Linked DNA regions of Homo sapiens: region 2 is linked to region 1. Evidence: read pairs that join two places in POLR2A ChIA-PET (ENCODE). Cell type or tissue: PC-9. All regions are shown on one strand. Links, peaks and the distances in the headings refer to the core of each region. The heading gives the core; the rest is flanking DNA. Region 1 holds the start of LOC105377035 (a long non-coding RNA gene). Region 2 overlaps MYD88 (MYD88 innate immune signal transduction adaptor).

The links. Peaks named below come from ENCODE experiments on the same cell type or tissue, not always from the same donor. Only the 100,000 strongest peaks of a DNase experiment are listed, where the experiment ranks them.
Region 2: POLR2A ChIA-PET joins it to region 1 with 6 read pairs; 1 of 35 experiments calls an interaction of 5 or more read pairs at or near these places.

Annotation. Positions count from the first base shown.
Region 1 is chr3:39,173,423-39,182,027 of GRCh38, forward strand. It overlaps LOC105377035 (a long non-coding RNA gene), which reads left to right and starts at 4,327. Exons shown (of 2, transcript XR_940740.3): 1 at 4,327-4,506; 2 at 7,790-8,099. It overlaps LOC101928263 (a long non-coding RNA gene), which reads left to right. Exons shown (of 3, transcript XR_245209.4): 3 at 1-829. RefSeq lists a silencer at 7,466-7,875. In PC-9, for the core only: no CTCF peak of the experiment used is centred there; DNase peaks (open chromatin) are centred at 4,069 and 4,519; H3K4me3 peaks cover 1,547 bases; H3K27ac peaks cover 971 bases.
Region 2 is chr3:38,138,950-38,147,554 of GRCh38, forward strand. MYD88 (MYD88 innate immune signal transduction adaptor) reads left to right here. Exons shown (of 5, transcript NM_002468.5): 1 at 1-79; 2 at 915-1,049; 3 at 1,439-1,619; 4 at 1,808-1,899; 5 at 2,183-4,073. The coding sequence ends at 2,337. Among named protein-coding and RNA genes, the nearest start is that of MYD88, 4.6 kb to the left of the region's middle. RefSeq lists enhancers at 1-236, 306-435, 4,922-4,981. In PC-9, for the core only: no CTCF peak of the experiment used is centred there; a DNase peak (open chromatin) is centred at 3,122; H3K27ac peaks cover 809 bases.

The DNA.
Region 1 (8,605 bases), core at 2,831-5,330:
AGGACATAATTTAAACCAGATGTCAGAGGTCACTGCTCCTAAAGCCATTGGCTGGACTGACACATGGAGAAGATGCTTCCAGCCATTCTCTTCTCAGCCTTGCCCATCCCAGACTCTATCAGCTCTCTTTCTCAAATCCCAGGGTTACCCCCAAGGCTGCCTTTCTTGTTTTTTTTTTTTTTTAACTTTTATTTTAGGGTCAGGAGTCCATGTGCAGGTTTATTACCTTGTGTCACAGGGGTTTGGTGTACAGATTATTTCATCATCCACGTACTAAGCTTAGTATCCACTAGTTGTTTTTCCTGATTCCCTCCTTCCTTCCACCCTTCACCCTCAAGTAGGCCCCAGTGTCTGTTCTCCTCTGTGTGTCCATGTCCATCATTTAGCTGGTCTCAAACTCCAAACTGAGAACATGTGGTATTTGGTTTTCTGTTCTTGCATTAGTTTGCTAAGGATAATAGCCTCCAGCTTCATCCATGTTCCTGCAAAGGGCATGATCTCATTCTTTTTTATGGCTGCATAGTATTCCATGGTGCATATGTATCACATTTTCTTTATTCTGTCTGTCACTGATGGGCATTTAGGTTGATTCCACGTTTTTGCTATTGTGAATAGTGCTGCAATGAACATAGGCATGCATATGTCTTTATGATAGAATGATTTATATTCTTTTGGATATATACCCAGTAATGGGATTGGTGGGTTGAATGGTACCTCTGTTTTTATGTCTTTGAGGAATTGGCACACCGCTTTCCACAATGGCAGAAGTAATTTACACTCCCACCAACAGTGTTAAGCATTCCCTTTTCTCCGCAACCTCACCAGCATCTGTTATTTTTTGATCTTTTAATAATCACCATTCTGACTGGCGTGAGATGGTATCTCATTGTGGTTTTGGTTTGCATTTCTTTAATGATCAGTGCTATTGAGGTTTTTTTAATATACTTGTTGGCCACATGTTTGTCTTCTTTTGAAAAATGCCTGTTCATGTCCTTTGCCCACTTTTTGATGGGGATGTTTGTTTTTTTCCAAGCCTGTCTTTCAACTGATTAAAAAAAACTGTGGGCCGGGCGCGGTGGCTCACGCCTGTAATCCTAGCAATTTGGGAGGCCGAGGCGGGCGGATCACGAGGTCAGGAGATCGAGACCATCCTGGCTAACACGGTGAAACCCTGTCTCTACTAAAAATACAAAAAATTAGCTGGGCATGGTGGTGGGCACCTGTAGTCCCAGCTACTAGGGAGGGTGAGGCAGGAGAATGGCGTGAACCCAGGAGGCAGAGCTTGCAGTAGCCGAGATCACGCCACTGCACTCCAGCCTGGGTGACAGAGACTCCGTCTCAAAAAAAATAAAAATAAAAATAAAAATTTTTAAAAAGAGTTTTTGTTGCTTTCCAGAAATATGCTATGTACATTATTTACAGACACACACACCCTCATCCTACTAGACCTCTCTGGAGTCTTCATCTCAGCCCTGCCTCCCTTCCCCTTCCTAGACACACTTGCTTCCCTTGGCCTCAGGCACAGCTCTCTGTTCTCCTGTCTTACTGACTGCTCCTTTGGCGGTTCCTTTCCTGGCTCTATTTTATCTCTCAATCTCTAAATATTGGAGGGCCCCAGGACAGTGAACTGGGTCCACTTTTCTATCTGCCTCACTTCCTAAGAGATCCCTTCTCCAGCCTTATGGCTTTGCGGATCACCTTCACTGCTGGCTCCTGCGTCCCTGGCCTCCATGCGCCACTCCAGACCCGCTTGCAATCCTTCTCCTCCCTGCTCTGGGCTGGGGACTGACCCATATGTGCTGCATCCATGGGCTCTCTTGCTCTCTGGCTTCCCACAGCCTTTGGAGGAGGGGTGGAGAGTGAGGTCAGGATATTTGTTCTCCCTGTAGGGTTGCCATGGACTGGCTGCATTTTTCCACCAAAGGCCTCAGCTCCTGTCAGTTGGCAACATACAAACTTGTCTATTAAAAGATAAATCCCAGGCTGGTGTGGTGACTCACACCTGTAATCCCAGCACTTTGGGAGGCCAAGGCGGGTGGATCACCTGAGGTCAGGAGTTCGAGACCAGCCTAGCCAACATGGTGAAATGCTGTCTCTACTAAAAATACAAAAGTTAGCCAGGTGTGGTGGCGCACACCTGTAATCCCAGCTACTCGGGAGGCTGAGGCAGGAGAATCACTTGAACCTGGGAGGCGGAGGTTGCAGTGAGCCAAGATTGTGCCACTGCACCCCCCCAGCCTGGGTGACAGAGCAAGACTCCATCTCAAAAAAAAAAAAAAAAAAAAAAAAAGATAAATCCCCTTCCTTGGATGAAATCACATGAGTTTAGATGTTGTCTTCTCCACTCAGCTATCTTTTAGCTATCTTTGTCCCCAGGTTCCAGCAACTCCCTCTTCTCACTCCTTCAGAACTATGGATGGTTAAGGCCCCACTGTTACTAGCCCTGGGGGCCTACACTGCCCTCCTGGTTTCTCTACATCCTGCTACTCTTTTCTAAAGGCTCCTTTTATTAAACCCTCCTCAAATTTCCCAATTCCAGGGTGCCAGCTGTCTCTCCCTAGGACCCTCTCTGCTACAAATTCCAAACAGCTCTCATGTTTCCATCACTCCTGAATTCCCAACCCATGTGAGTTCAGACTGATTCTTCACCCCGGTCCCCCAAAATCTTGCTCCTCCCACCAGCTTCCCTCTCCTGATGAAAGATAACTCCATGCTTATAGTTACACACTCCTCTTTCTCTCATACTTACATCTGGGGCTATCAGCAAATCCTATCAGCTCTACTATCAGAATGTACCCGGAAGCAGATCACTGCGTGACATCTCCTACCACCCTGGTCCAGCCCTGCTGTATCTCCCATGGTTGCAGCAGCCTCCTTCCTGGGCTCTCAGATTCTACCCTTGCCCCTCTGTAGTAGTCTCCACTCAGCAGCCAGAGGGATCCTTTAAAACCTAAGTCGAGTCATGTCACTTCTTTGTGCAAGACCCTCCAATGGCTATGAAAGCCAAAATCCTCACAAAAGCCTAGGAAGTCCTACCTGACCCTCCTCCTCCTCTCTTTCACTACTGTTCCTCCTACCACTGTGACCCTGCCCGCTCCTCTTCAGCTTTGCTGGCCTCCTGGCTGGTCTTTATGTCCAAGTAAAATCCTGGGCACAGGCTAGGCCCTACACCGGGCAGATAGGTGACATTCTCTCCCATCATTCTGGTCTCTGCTCCCAAGTCAACTTGTCCCAGAGGCCTTCCCTGACCACCCAATCTAACATAGCACAACCCTGACATTTTCTGTACCCCTTGCTCTGAGTGAGTCTCCTCCAAAGCACTTATCACCACTTGATGCATTTTATTGGTTTTCCCCCATCCCCATAAGCTGTTTTGTCCTCTGTTTTATTGCCAGTATCTGCAATGTGCCGTGCACTTTGTAGGTGCTCAAAACATGTCTGTTGAATGAATATATACCTTTAAGAAATGACCAGACCAGGTGTGGTGACTCACGCCTGTAATCCCAGCACTTTGGGAGGCTGAGGGGGGTGGATCTCTTGAGCCCAGGAGTTTAAGACCTGCTTGGGCAACATAGTGAGACCCCCATCTCTACAAAAAATTGAAAAATATTATCCAGCCATGGTGGCGTGCACCGGTGGTCCCAGCTACTTGGCAGGCTGAGGTGGGAGGATCACTTAAGTGAGCCATGACTGCACCACTGCACTGCAGCCCAGGAGACAGAATAAGACCCTGTCACACACATACACAAAAAAGACCGTAATGGGGAACACAGAGCTGGCTCATAAACAGCTGCCTCATTCTTTTTCACAGCACATAGTATTCCAGAGTACGGATGTACCATGGCATTTTTTAGACTAGTTTCCTATGATGGACATCTAGGTGGGTTCTAACCTTCAGTATTTCAAATGATGCTGCTGAAAACTCTCTTAAGCATTTATCCTTGTATTTCTCAGTAGGATAAGTTCCTAGATGTGCGATTGTTAGGTCAAAAGGTATGCTCATTTAAAATTCTGATCATATTTCCAAGTTGTTCTCCAAACTGGCAGACCCGGCCAGTTCTCTCTCCCTGACAACAGTGGATAAACACTGCTGTTTCCCCATCTGCTCCAACACCATGCAGTATCAGACTTTTTGATCTTGGTCAATAAGGATCGGTATTTCTGTGTTCAGTCGGCATTTCTCTAATATGGTAGTGAAGCCTAGTTTCCTTTGGAACTTTTCCAGGGGTCACACCGGCCAAGGCCTGATTGGAGACGCCTGGGACCCTGCCGATCTAGCGGGGGCGGGGGGGGGAGGGGGCGGAGGGGGGAGGGGGCGGGGCCCTTCCCGCCTCCCGCCTCCCGCCCCTGGCCGCGACAGCACCCACAACTCCGATCACTGCTCCTTCTTTTTCTGCGCTTTCCTTTCTCCCCCACAAGCTTCTGATTCTTGGAACCAGGCTCGGTGACCTCACGCGAGTGACTTCATATCCGGGACTTTCTGGGAATTCTCAGCAGCACTTTTTCGTAAGAAACGTAACTGGGGAGGCGCGGGGTGGGAAGGGGGTGGGAAGGGGGTGGTGGGCGGAGCTTTTGAGGAAGAAGAGAGAGAACAGCTCAGGGCCAGCTTCCTTTTTCCGATTAGGTCGGGTGGAGCTGGCAGGGCGGGCGGGCGAGCTGCAGCCAGCGAGACCCGAGTACCGCCCCCTTGGCCCGCAGCAGGGCACCCCCGTGCCTGCCTTCCGGGACGCAGGTGGGGGTTGGGGACACGGACCTCAGTCCTCATAGCTCCTGATTTGGGACCAGGGAGTGGTTCCTGAGGGTTCCCAGGCAAAGCCTCTGCTAGAGTTTTCTTCGGAAGTTAGCTGGGCATCTAACTAGGCAGCTCTGCCACAGGCTGGGGGGAAGGACAGCATAACCAAAACCAGAACCCCATTATGATTTTTGTGGGCCCTAAGTACCTTTGCCTTAATGGGCTCCTTTTCCATAAAAAAATATTTAAAAGTATATTTTACGACTGTGGTGGTATAAAGCCGAATATGTTAATGTTATATATTCAAACAATTTCTTCGGCCTGAAAGTTTGTTTTTCCCTTCTGATAGTAAAATGAGTTAAACATTTTCATGAGCTTCTAAAAGGATTGTGGACCCTAGGCAGTGTTGCCCCCTGTGCCGGATGGGTGAGTTGGCCCTGGGTAAAATCAGAGCGATGTGACACAGCCTGGAAAGAACATGAAAGGACCTAGAGGATAGAATTCTCCCCTCCTGGAGGAGGCCATAAACACAGGAACAGCTGCACAGGAAGGGCCTTGAATGACCTAAGAAGTGTGGATTTTAAGGCGACAGAGGTGGTGAGAAACTGCTGCAAGGCTGGATTGGAGGACTGATGGTTTGGGGGTGGCACTGGTGGTGGGGAGAGAAATGAGGAGGCTGTTGCTATGGTAGTCACATGTTGGAGCTCACAAATCAATGTGGAAATGAAGCAGGGGGCAAGGGGAAGACATACTTGGGAAGCCGAAGCCCACTGATATGAGGCAGTAATGCAGAGAGAAGCCTGGGCTATCTTCTCTGGCTTGGGTGAATGGCAGATGCTGCTACCCCTCTTGGAAAATAGGAAGACGGGAGGAGAACGTGTATGTGCACCAGGACTTTGGGAAGATCAAATGGAAGGTCTTTCACAAATAACAAAGCAAGGAGACTTCGAGTAACTTCACAGGCTTGTGGGCAGCTTCAGGGCCACCTCTTGCCCAGACCCTGCAAGTTGGGACACTTTCCTGCTCACTATGGCCTGGAGGACAAAACCACCTCACTTGGACATTTCCAGAATAAAGAATGGGGAAAAGCAGACTAGGTTTTCAATACCCTTTCAGTAGAAAACTGCCCCATAAACTCATTGGCTACCTACTTCTTAATCCCCAATAACTGTTTTTATGTGCGCATCCCCACCCCCATAATAGGCTTGACTCCCACCCTCCAATACAAACACTGGGCTTTCTCCAGAGCAGATCAGGCCAAAAGCAAGGGCTGGGACAGGAAATACACTTACAGGGAGAAGAGCTGGGTCTGAATGACTCCTTGAAAGATAATCCTTCATGTATTCACTCTAAAACACGAATCTAGCACTTACTATGTGTTCTGGTACCATTCTAGCACTGGGGATGCAATAAAAATCAAATAAGACGTGGTTCTTCATGGAGATGCTACTTCAGTGGGGGGAAGACTGACTGTGGAGATGTCACTTTCCAAAGATGTATGCATGTTCTAGAATTTTGCCTCTTCCCTACCAAAAGGTGATGTCCAATACCCCCTTCCTTTCAATCTGGGCAGACTTGTGACTCACTTGTAACCAACGGCATGTTGGTTACAGATGTGATTTTTCATGACTTCTGAGACTAGATCATAAGAGGTGATATAGCTTCTGCCTTGTTAGATGGGACATGTCTTTGGAGCTACAACTTAGGAAGTTCGACAACCCAGAGATTGCCATGTTGTGAGGAAGCCCAGGCCACATGGAAAGGCCACACATGTGTGTTCTGGTTGACATCCCTGCTGATGTCCCAAACATTGTGGCACAGAAACAAGCCATGCCCACTGTGCTCTGTCCAAATTCCTGTTTGGGGTGGTTTGCTATGCAGAAATACTATCTAGAACACTAAGAAACAAGTGAATAAGTGAGCAAGATAATTTCATATTGTGAGAGGGAAATATGGGAAAACATAAAACAGCATGAAAATAAGGGCCTCTTTAGATGGGGGAAGGGGGGAGGACTGATCAGGAAAGGCCTTTCTGGAGAGACATTGGAACTGAGACCTGAGTGAGAAGGAGCTCAACCGCTAACCCTCTGGGAGAAGAGACTTTCAGCCAGAGGGTTCATCAAGTACAAAGGTCTGGAGGCAGAAATCAGCTTGGTATGTTCTGAGAAGAGCAAGAAAGACAGTGTGACTAGGGTGATGTGGGTGAGGAGGAGAGTGGGGCCAACGAAGGTGGAGAAGAAGGCAGAGAGGCAAGTCATTCTGGTCCTACAGGTCACTGAGAGGAGTTTGGATTTAAGACTGAGTGAGCTGGGGAGCCGGTGGAGGGTATTATGCAGGAGTGACTGGATCTGGTCAATTCTTAGTAAGAGTTCTGGCTGCCTGGTGGAGGACAGAGCGTAAGGACACACAGGGCAAAGGGAGGAGGACCATTGGGGAGGCTATGGCAGTGCCTAATCCCCCAGGGAAGGGAGGATGGACGGTGGCCTGAGACATGGTGATGGCGGTGAAGATGGGGACTGGTGGACAAATTCCGGACACAGAGGCAATGACAGAGAGCACCAGGGAGGGAGGAGGCGCCCAGTCCTGCAGGTCCCGGGCAGGATCTAGACGTGGGTGAGGACAGGAACCCTGTATCCGTCTGGAATCCGAAGGGAGCCTCAGCGAGAGGGCTGGCCAGGACGGCGCGTCCTGGCGCCCGGCGTCTGCAGTGCAGAGCCAGTCCCTGGCTGCACGCCTGCCGGGCGTCTCCCAGCAACAGCCGCCGCCGCCCGAACGTTCTGAACTCGGCGGCCCCTTAGTCCTCATCGTCACCTTGGCGACGGCCGGTGGGAACACGCCCTGCGGGCTCCGGGGGCGGGGTCTGGTCGCCACGCGCTCCGCCTCCCGCGGGGTGCGCCTTCAGCCCCGCCCGCCCCCGCCCCTCCTCGGCGGCACGCGTGGCCGCAGGTGTGCAGGGCACCGGGAGGGGCCTCGCCGAGAAGCCGCTTCTCTCCTCTGTGCACGCCGCCGCCGGCGCGCACCACCGGCCCAGTCACCTCTCCCCACTCTTCCCCCTAGGCCGCCACCTCCAACCAATCGGACTGGCTCTTCTGTCATTCGGGTCACCTCCGCTGAGATGCCTTCCCTGACCACCCAAGTTGAAGGAACTGCTAACCTTTTCTCTTGGACTTTGTTTTTTATTTCCTTCACAGTATTTCTCCCCTCTAAAATTATCTTGTCTGCTTCTACCTATATTGCCTTCCCTCTTGAAACCTAAGTTCCATAAACTGAGGCACAAATTCTGCCTTGTTCATCTCTGTTCTCAGCACTCTGAACAGAACCTGGCATGAATGAGGTGCTCAATAAAAGTTACTTGGATGAATCGGCAGATTTACTCAATCATTTCATTCTTTATGCATTCATTTATTTGACATTTATGGAGTGCCCTCTAGGCACTTGTGGTAAAGACGTACCAAGATGAATGAGACAGTGACCCCCCTGGAGGTAAGAAAGAAGATATATATTTTTTTAAAATTACAATAATACTAAAAGTGAGTGTCTTGGAGTTCCAGATGCCAGGCATAGCTTCAAGCACTTTATACTGCCTAGTGTTCCATTATTGGAACGCTAAGCATGTGGGAGTTATTTATGCGACTGCTCAAGGTCATTGCCAAGGTCTGATTACAAAAATTCAAAAAATTGCGACCTCAGGCATAAATGGGTTAATTCACTTAATCTTCACAATAGTAGGTAATATAGCTGTGCCCACTTTACAGATGAGAACATTGAGGAGAACCGTCATGCTATATAGGCCACTGGGCCCTGTAATCAAGTGAGATCCCACAGAAGGCAGGGGATCAACAAGATTCATGTACCAGGCTCAAGCAGGTGGAT
Region 2 (8,605 bases), core at 2,170-4,669, 1.0 Mb before region 1:
GCCTCTGTAGGCCGACTGCTCGAGCTGCTTACCAAGCTGGGCCGCGACGACGTGCTGCTGGAGCTGGGACCCAGCATTGGTGAGGACGTCCCCTTCCTGGCCTCGTACCTGGGGGGTGAGGAGGCTGACTTTCCGCGGCCTCAGCATCCTGTCTCCCATGGAGAGACCCCATTTCCTGCCTCGGGGGCCCGAAGAAGCCTGCAGAGGGAGAACCATGCGGGTCCCGTTCCTTCTTAATAACCGGTCGCGGTTATTAAGAAGGACTGGAGAAAGGTCCGGATAGGCGGAGATGGGAAGGAAGCAGCTTAGGCAGAGGCTTTCAGGTAGGGCCAGGAGTCAGAATCAGGCTTCTGTGGGGGCATCTGGGCTGTTTCAAGTAGAGCAACAGGACAGGTGGGGCGATTGACAGTGGACTGTCTTAGAAACCTCAAGTCCTGGGGAAATGCAGCCCTTCTTTCTACTCACTGGCACTTACATAATATACATGCATAGGCGTTGGATACAGCCGCCCACAGACAGGCACACCTTGCTGAGTTGGAATCACTGCACCATAACCAGTGGGTCTCCTGAGCCTTTCTGGCATGCCCAGCCCCTTGCTCACATCTGCCCTGGATCCCAGAAGAAGCAGACCTACCTTGGTACCATTCTTAGGATCCCTAGGAAGGGACAGAGATACAAACCTGACTTTGATGGCCTTCCAGAAAGCCAGAACACCACTGACATCCCTTTGGGTCAGTTAGAGCCAGTGGGAGCTCAACTTCTCAGAGCCGTTGAGCTTCGCGTGGCACCAGTGAACTGGGGAAGCCCTCTAGAACAACCCAGCCAGAGGAGGTGGGACAGCGGCTGGATCCTGACTGTGGGTAAAGAGGTAGGCACTCCCAGGGAGGCTGCTTTACTCTGTCTCTTCCCCACAGAGGAGGATTGCCAAAAGTATATCTTGAAGCAGCAGCAGGAGGAGGCTGAGAAGCCTTTACAGGTGGCCGCTGTAGACAGCAGTGTCCCACGGACAGCAGAGCTGGCGGGCATCACCACACTTGATGACCCCCTGGGTAAGGGTCCAATACTGTTCCCATGGGACAGGTGGAATAGGACATTGTGGTGTTAAGAGCATGGGTGTTTGAAGCAGATGGGCTGTGAGACCTTGGGCAAGTCACTTAATCTTTCTGAGCCTCAGTTTCCTCACCTAAGAAATGGAGATAATAGTCCTACCTCTGGATTGCTGTGAGATGCTCATGAAATAATGTCTGTCTCGTGGTTAATCCAGAGCTTAGCCCCTGAGGTACTCATCTTTCCTCTCCTGGAAAGGGCACTTTCTCTGAGGAGTATCATCTTGGGAAGGGTGCAGGGCCCAGGGTTGCCTAGGCAGGGGACTCTTGGCTGGATCCCTCCCAAGCCTTCCCATGGAGCTCTGACCACCACCCTTGTGCTCTGCACCCAGGGCATATGCCTGAGCGTTTCGATGCCTTCATCTGCTATTGCCCCAGCGACATCCAGTTTGTGCAGGAGATGATCCGGCAACTGGAACAGACAAACTATCGACTGAAGTTGTGTGTGTCTGACCGCGATGTCCTGCCTGGCACCTGTGTCTGGTCTATTGCTAGTGAGCTCATCGAAAAGAGGTTGGCTAGAAGGCCACGGGGTGGGTGCGTGGATGCATGAAGCCCTGCCCTGGGGTCCAGATACTGGGCATCTCCTCCTAGCTGTGCACTGTCCAGCCTGGGCACAGTGGGCCCTTCCTGAAGCTATTCCCAGGGGATATGCTGAACTAAGTTGCCACAGGACCTGCAGCCTGCCCACTCTCCCCTAGGTGCCGCCGGATGGTGGTGGTTGTCTCTGATGATTACCTGCAGAGCAAGGAATGTGACTTCCAGACCAAATTTGCACTCAGCCTCTCTCCAGGTAAGCTCAACCCTGCTCTGGCAAGAGAATGAGGGAATGTGTAGGTGGGGCCTCTGGATTGTCAGCCTTCCCTCCCCAAGGACTGTGGATGCAGTACCAAAGAACTGCTGAAGATCTCTGCACACCTGAGCATGTGTGCATGTGTGTGCCTTTTTGTGTGAGTGAATGTGTGCCAGGGGTACTTAGATGGGGGATGGCTGTTGTTAACCCTGGGGTTGAAGACTGGGCTTGTCCCACCATGGGGCAAGGGCCTGATGCCAGCATGGCACCCCTTGGCTTGCAGGTGCCCATCAGAAGCGACTGATCCCCATCAAGTACAAGGCAATGAAGAAAGAGTTCCCCAGCATCCTGAGGTTCATCACTGTCTGCGACTACACCAACCCCTGCACCAAATCTTGGTTCTGGACTCGCCTTGCCAAGGCCTTGTCCCTGCCCTGAAGACTGTTCTGAGGCCCTGGGTGTGTGTGTATCTGTCTGCCTGTCCATGTACTTCTGCCCTGCCTCCTCCTTTCGTTGTAGGAGGAATCTGTGCTCTACTTACCTCTCAATTCCTGGAGATGCCAACTTCACAGACACGTCTGCAGCAGCTGGACATCACATTTCATGTCCTGCATGGAACCAGTGGCTGTGAGTGGCATGTCCACTTGCTGGATTATCAGCCAGGACACTATAGAACAGGACCAGCTGAGACTAAGAAGGACCAGCAGAGCCAGCTCAGCTCTGAGCCATTCACACATCTTCACCCTCAGTTTCCTCACTTGAGGAGTGGGATGGGGAGAACAGAGAGTAGCTGTGTTTGAATCCCTGTAGGAAATGGTGAAGCATAGCTCTGGGTCTCCTGGGGGAGACCAGGCTTGGCTGCGGGAGAGCTGGCTGTTGCTGGACTACATGCTGGCCACTGCTGTGACCACGACACTGCTGGGGCAGCTTCTTCCACAGTGATGCCTACTGATGCTTCAGTGCCTCTGCACACCGCCCATTCCACTTCCTCCTTCCCCACAGGGCAGGTGGGGAAGCAGTTTGGCCCAGCCCAAGGAGACCCCACCTTGAGCCTTATTTCCTAATGGGTCCACCTCTCATCTGCATCTTTCACACCTCCCAGCTTCTGCCCAACCTTCAGCAGTGACAAGTCCCCAAGAGACTCGCCTGAGCAGCTTGGGCTGCTTTTCATTTCCACCTGTCAGGATGCCTGTGGTCATGCTCTCAGCTCCACCTGGCATGAGAAGGGATCCTGGCCTCTGGCATATTCATCAAGTATGAGTTCTGGGGATGAGTCACTGTAATGATGTGAGCAGGGAGCCTTCCTCCCTGGGCCACCTGCAGAGAGCTTTCCCACCAACTTTGTACCTTGATTGCCTTACAAAGTTATTTGTTTACAAACAGCGACCATATAAAAGCCTCCTGCCCCAAAGCTTGTGGGCACATGGGCACATACAGACTCACATACAGACACACACATATATGTACAGACATGTACTCTCACACACACAGGCACCAGCATACACACGTTTTTCTAGGTACAGCTCCCAGGAACAGCTAGGTGGGAAAGTCCCATCACTGAGGGAGCCTAACCATGTCCCTGAACAAAAATTGGGCACTCATCTATTCCTTTTCTCTTGTGTCCCTACTCATTGAAACCAAACTCTGGAAAGGACCCAATGTACCAGTATTTATACCTCTAATGAAGCACAGAGAGAGGAAGAGAGCTGCTTAAACTCACACAACAATGAACTGCAGACACAGCTGTTCTCTCCCTCTCTCCTTCCCAGAGCAATTTATACTTTACCCTCAGGCTGTCCTCTGGGGAGAAGGTGCCATGGTCTTAGGTGTCTGTGCCCCAGGACAGACCCTAGGACCCTAAATCCAATAGAAAATGCATATCTTTGCTCCACTTTCAGCCAGGCTGGAGCAAGGTACCTTTTCTTAGGATCTTGGGAGGGAATGGATGCCCCTCTCTGCATGATCTTGTTGAGGCATTTAGCTGCCATGCACCTGTCCCCCTTTAATACTGGGCATTTTAAAGCCATCTCAAGAGGCATCTTCTACATGTTTTGTACGCATTAAAATAATTTCAAAGATATCTGAGAAAAGCCGATATTTGCCATTCTTCCTATATCCTGGAATATATCTTGCATCCTGAGTTTATAATAATAAATAATATTCTACCTTGGAAACTTGTGTGTGTGTTGAGTGGAAGAGGTTTGGAAGCAGTAATGTGGGTAAGAGAAGCTGGTCCACTGGGTGGGTTCCAGCCTGGATTTGGCACGGGCTTCCTGAAAGCTGGGCCCCCTCCTCACAGGTTCAGTCCTAAGCAGGGCTGCAGGCAGAACCAGGAATACTGACCTCAGCTACAGACACTCAGGAGACTGCCCTTCTCTGGCCATGTCCAATCTTTTCTTGGTTGTGCCATGCTCCTGGGTCCTGGTCCAGTCTTGGAGTAGGGGCTGATCTATGCTCCAAAGAGAGTCTGGAGGACCCCCCAACTCCAGCCCCTGAGCACTGCATTGTTACTCCTAATAATCTTCTTTGGGCACATCTATGTTAATCCTAAAGGTACTGATCTATTTTTAAAGAAAATATTGCTTTTTCACTGTTGAAGAAAATTTGGAAAAGATAAAGAAAAAAACTCACACATCATAATTCCAGAGAGAACTCTAGTGACATTTTAGAGTGCTCAGACATTGTCAGTGACAGTAGCTTTTTTCTCAATGGTCTATCTGCTGCCACGTCCTGGCTCCTGAGCCACCTGGATGCTGTAGCCTCCCCAGCCTTGCCCCTGTGCCCTCAGGGACTCCTGGGAAGGCCCTGTGTACTCAGAGAACCCCTGAGGCCGAGTCTTTCTCTCCAGCATCCCCTGGGGAGCAGAGCCACAGTGTGGCCCTGGCGGTGCCCCCAGGATCTGCCATGTGCTGCCCATGGCTGGGAAGACAGTCCTGGGCTGGTCCCCTCTTGGGAAAAGCCTCTCTTCTCTTAGGCCAGGCTGTTGACCCAAATGTGCTCTCCCCACCCCTATCTGACCCTCACACTCCTCACACCTGCCTGTCTCCAGTGCCTTCCTTCCCATTAGCTGTGTTCCCAAATGTAGATAAAGCTTCCTCTTCTCATTTTCAGTTTTAGTCCTCTACGAGCATTTAAAAGAGAAACTTTCCTTTTTCAATAAGGAAAATTTACGCTGAAATTATCAAAGGCAAAGCAGGAAACTTTGGAGGGCAGCAGCATAGTTGAAATTCAAAACTACGATTCTGTGTGACGATGGAGATGGATTCCGCCACAAGTCAATGACCAGGGAGAGAATTGGGGAGAGGGATTTCCTTTAGATTAGATAAGACTTGGGTCATAACGATCAAATATACTGATATAGTATAACTTTGTTGGATTCTGGCTCAAACAGAGCAATTGTAAAAAGACAATATTGAGTCATATATCTGATAAGGGGTTAATATCTGGAATGTATAAAAAAAAAAACTCTTAGAAATCAACAACAAAAGAAACAAGCAACCTAACTCAAAAATGGGCAAAAGACTTGGGCAGAAGTTTCTCCAAAGAAGATATACAAATGAGGGACAGGTGTGGTGGCTCACATTTGTAATCTCAGCACTTTGGGAGGCTGAGGCGGGTGGATTGCTTGAGCCCAGGAGTTGGAGACCAGCCTGGACTACATGGCAAAACCCTGTCTCTAAAAAAAAATACAAAAATTAGCCAGGCGTAGTGGCATGCACCTGTAGTCCCAGCCACTCGGGAGGCTGAGGTGGGAAGATCGCCTAGGAGACGAAGGTTGCCGCAAGCCAAGATTGCACCACTGCACTCTAGCTTGGGCAACAGAGCGAGACCCCATCTAAGAAAAAAAAGAAACAAACAAAAAGAAAAAAAATACAAATGGCCAATAAGCACATAAAAATATGCTCAATATCACTAATTAGGGAAAGCAAATCAGAACCACCATGAGACAGATACCACTTCATACCCATTAGGATGGCTACTATCAAAAAAAAAAAAAAAAAAAAAAAAAAATATATATATATATATATATATATATATATAACAAACATTGAAGATGTGGACAAATCGGAACCTTTGATCACTTTTGATGGGAATATAAAATGGCATAGCTGCTATAGTAAACAGTATGGCAATTCCTCAAAAAATTACAAACAGAATTACCATATGACCCAGCAATTCCACTTGGGAGTATATACCCCAAAGAATTGAAAGCAGGGTCTTGAAGACATGTTTGTATATCCATGTTTGTAGCAGCATTATTCACAATAGACAAAAGGTATAACCAAGCCAACATCTATCAACAGATGAATGGGTAAATGAAATGTGGTATATATGTACAAAAGATTATTACTTAGCTTTAAAAATGAAAGACATTCTGACATATGCTGCAACATCAAATAACTTTGATGATATTATGCTAAGTGAAATAAGACAGGCTGGGCACAGCGGCTCATGCCTGTAATCCCAGCACTTTGGGAGGCTGAGGCGGGTGGATCATTTGAGGTCAGGAGTTCAAGACCAGCCTGGCACACATGGTGAAACCCTGTCTCTACAAAAAATACAAAAATTAGCCAGGCATGGTGGTGCATTCCTGTAATCCCAGCTACTTGGGTAGCTGAGGCAGGAGAATCGCTTGAACCCGGAAGGTTGAGGTTTCAGTGAGCTGAGATCATGCCATTGCGCTAACAGAGCAAGACTCTGTCTCAAAAAAAAAAAAAAATTCACACAGCAGAACACTGGGCTGGTAAGGGTGGAAGATGAGGGGCCGCACCATCAATTTAGGGGAACATTGTCCCCACTGGCTGCTATTTGCCAGATGATACAGAATAAATGTTTTAAATGCCCTTGGGGATGTCTGGTTCTGAGACAATATAGAGTAAAAACACTTCTCCTTATTCCCTCTGCTAAATACAGGCAAAACACCCTGGACATTATATAAAACACAAATATAAGGAGACTCTGAAAGGTGGAGAGAAGAAGATAGAATGGTTAGGGACCTCAGGACCTATGGAATGACATGGCACTAGCCTAGGGTTTTCTTTTTGCCTATGCCTAATGGATCTCAGACTGAGTATGGAGAAGGCAGAAACCTATAAACTAATGAGTACAGGTAAAGGAAAAAAAAGAAAAAAAAAAAAGGAAAACCTGCTTTTACTAGCCAAACGACCAGAAAGGGACAGTCTTGCAAGAAAGAAAGTTTGTAGACAATAACCACTCCAGCTAAACCATAGAAAAAATTGTAGTATTACCTACACCCTGCCAGCAAAGGCAAAATGGGGAATCTAAATTTCCACTCCCACCTTCTTGGGTGTCAGAGTGGGTCTAGTAGAGAGTCAAGACTTTCACCACTGCCCAGCAGTAATGTCCTCTATCATGTCAGTGGAGGCCAGATGGGGAGTAGTAACAAGGCATCCTTCTCCCTCCCAGCCAAGGTGGTATCAGGGGAGACTTAGTGGGCAGCCTGAACTCTCATCCTGACCCAGCAGTAACTAGGCACTCTCTCCCTTGTTCTCCCTCACCTCTACCCTGGGATGTCAATAGAGTAACCTGCACTTCTACCTCCACCAGACAGCATTGTTTTGATGTCAAAGAAGGCTAACTAAAACAGAAGATCCAAATGAGATCCAGCCTCATTACATAGCATCCAAAATGTCTAAGGTTGAAAATCAGTCATCATACCAAGAACTAGGGAAATCTCAACTTGAGCAAGAAAAGACAACCAACAGATGCTAACACCAAAATGACACAGATGTCAAAATTTTCTGACAAGAACTTTAAAGCAGCCAGTATAAAAATGCTTCAATAAGTAATTGTAAACATGCTTGAAACAAATTTTTTTAAGTTTCAGAAAAGAAATAGAAGATATAAACAATTAAATTGAAACGTTAGCACTGAAAAAAAAAAAAGAAAAAACTTACTGGATGGGTTCTGTTGTAAGATGTCGATAGCAAAGAATCAGTGAACTTGAAGACAAACCAATAGGAACCACCCAATCTGAACAAAAGACAGAAAATAGACTGGAAAAAAATTAAGTCTCAGGAATTTGTGGGACAACAAAAAAAGTCTAACATGTATGTCATCAGAGTCCCAAAAGGAGAGGAAAAATAAGTTGGAGCTAAAAGGGTATACAAATAAATATGGTTGAAAATTTGCCCAATATGGAAAAAAAAACAACCCATAAACCTATAGAGCTGATAAGGTGAGCAAACCCCAACCATTATAAACCCCAAGAAATCCACACCAAGGTACATCATAGTCTAACCTCTGAGAATTAAAGACAAAGAAACAAATATTGCAAGCAGCCAGAGAGAAATGATGCCTTACCAATAATGAACAAATTTTTGAATGGCAGCAGATTTCTTTCATTGGAAGCCACAGAGGTCAGAAGACATTGGCCCAACATTTTTCAAAGACTGAAAAAAAAAACTGTCAACTCAAAATTCTATATCCAGTTAAAATATTATTCAGGAATGAGGAGGAAATCAAGACATTCTCAGTTGAAGAAAAACTATGAGAATTTGTCAACAGCAGGCCTACCCTAAAAGAATAGCCGAAGGAAGTTTTTGAAACAGAAAGAAATACAAGAAAAAAATCTTGGAATACTAAGAAAGAAAAACAAGAGAAACAGTAAAAATATGAGTAAATTGAGTACGCTTTAATTTTCTTAAATTGTCAAAATTATATCTGATGGTTTAAGCAAAAGATT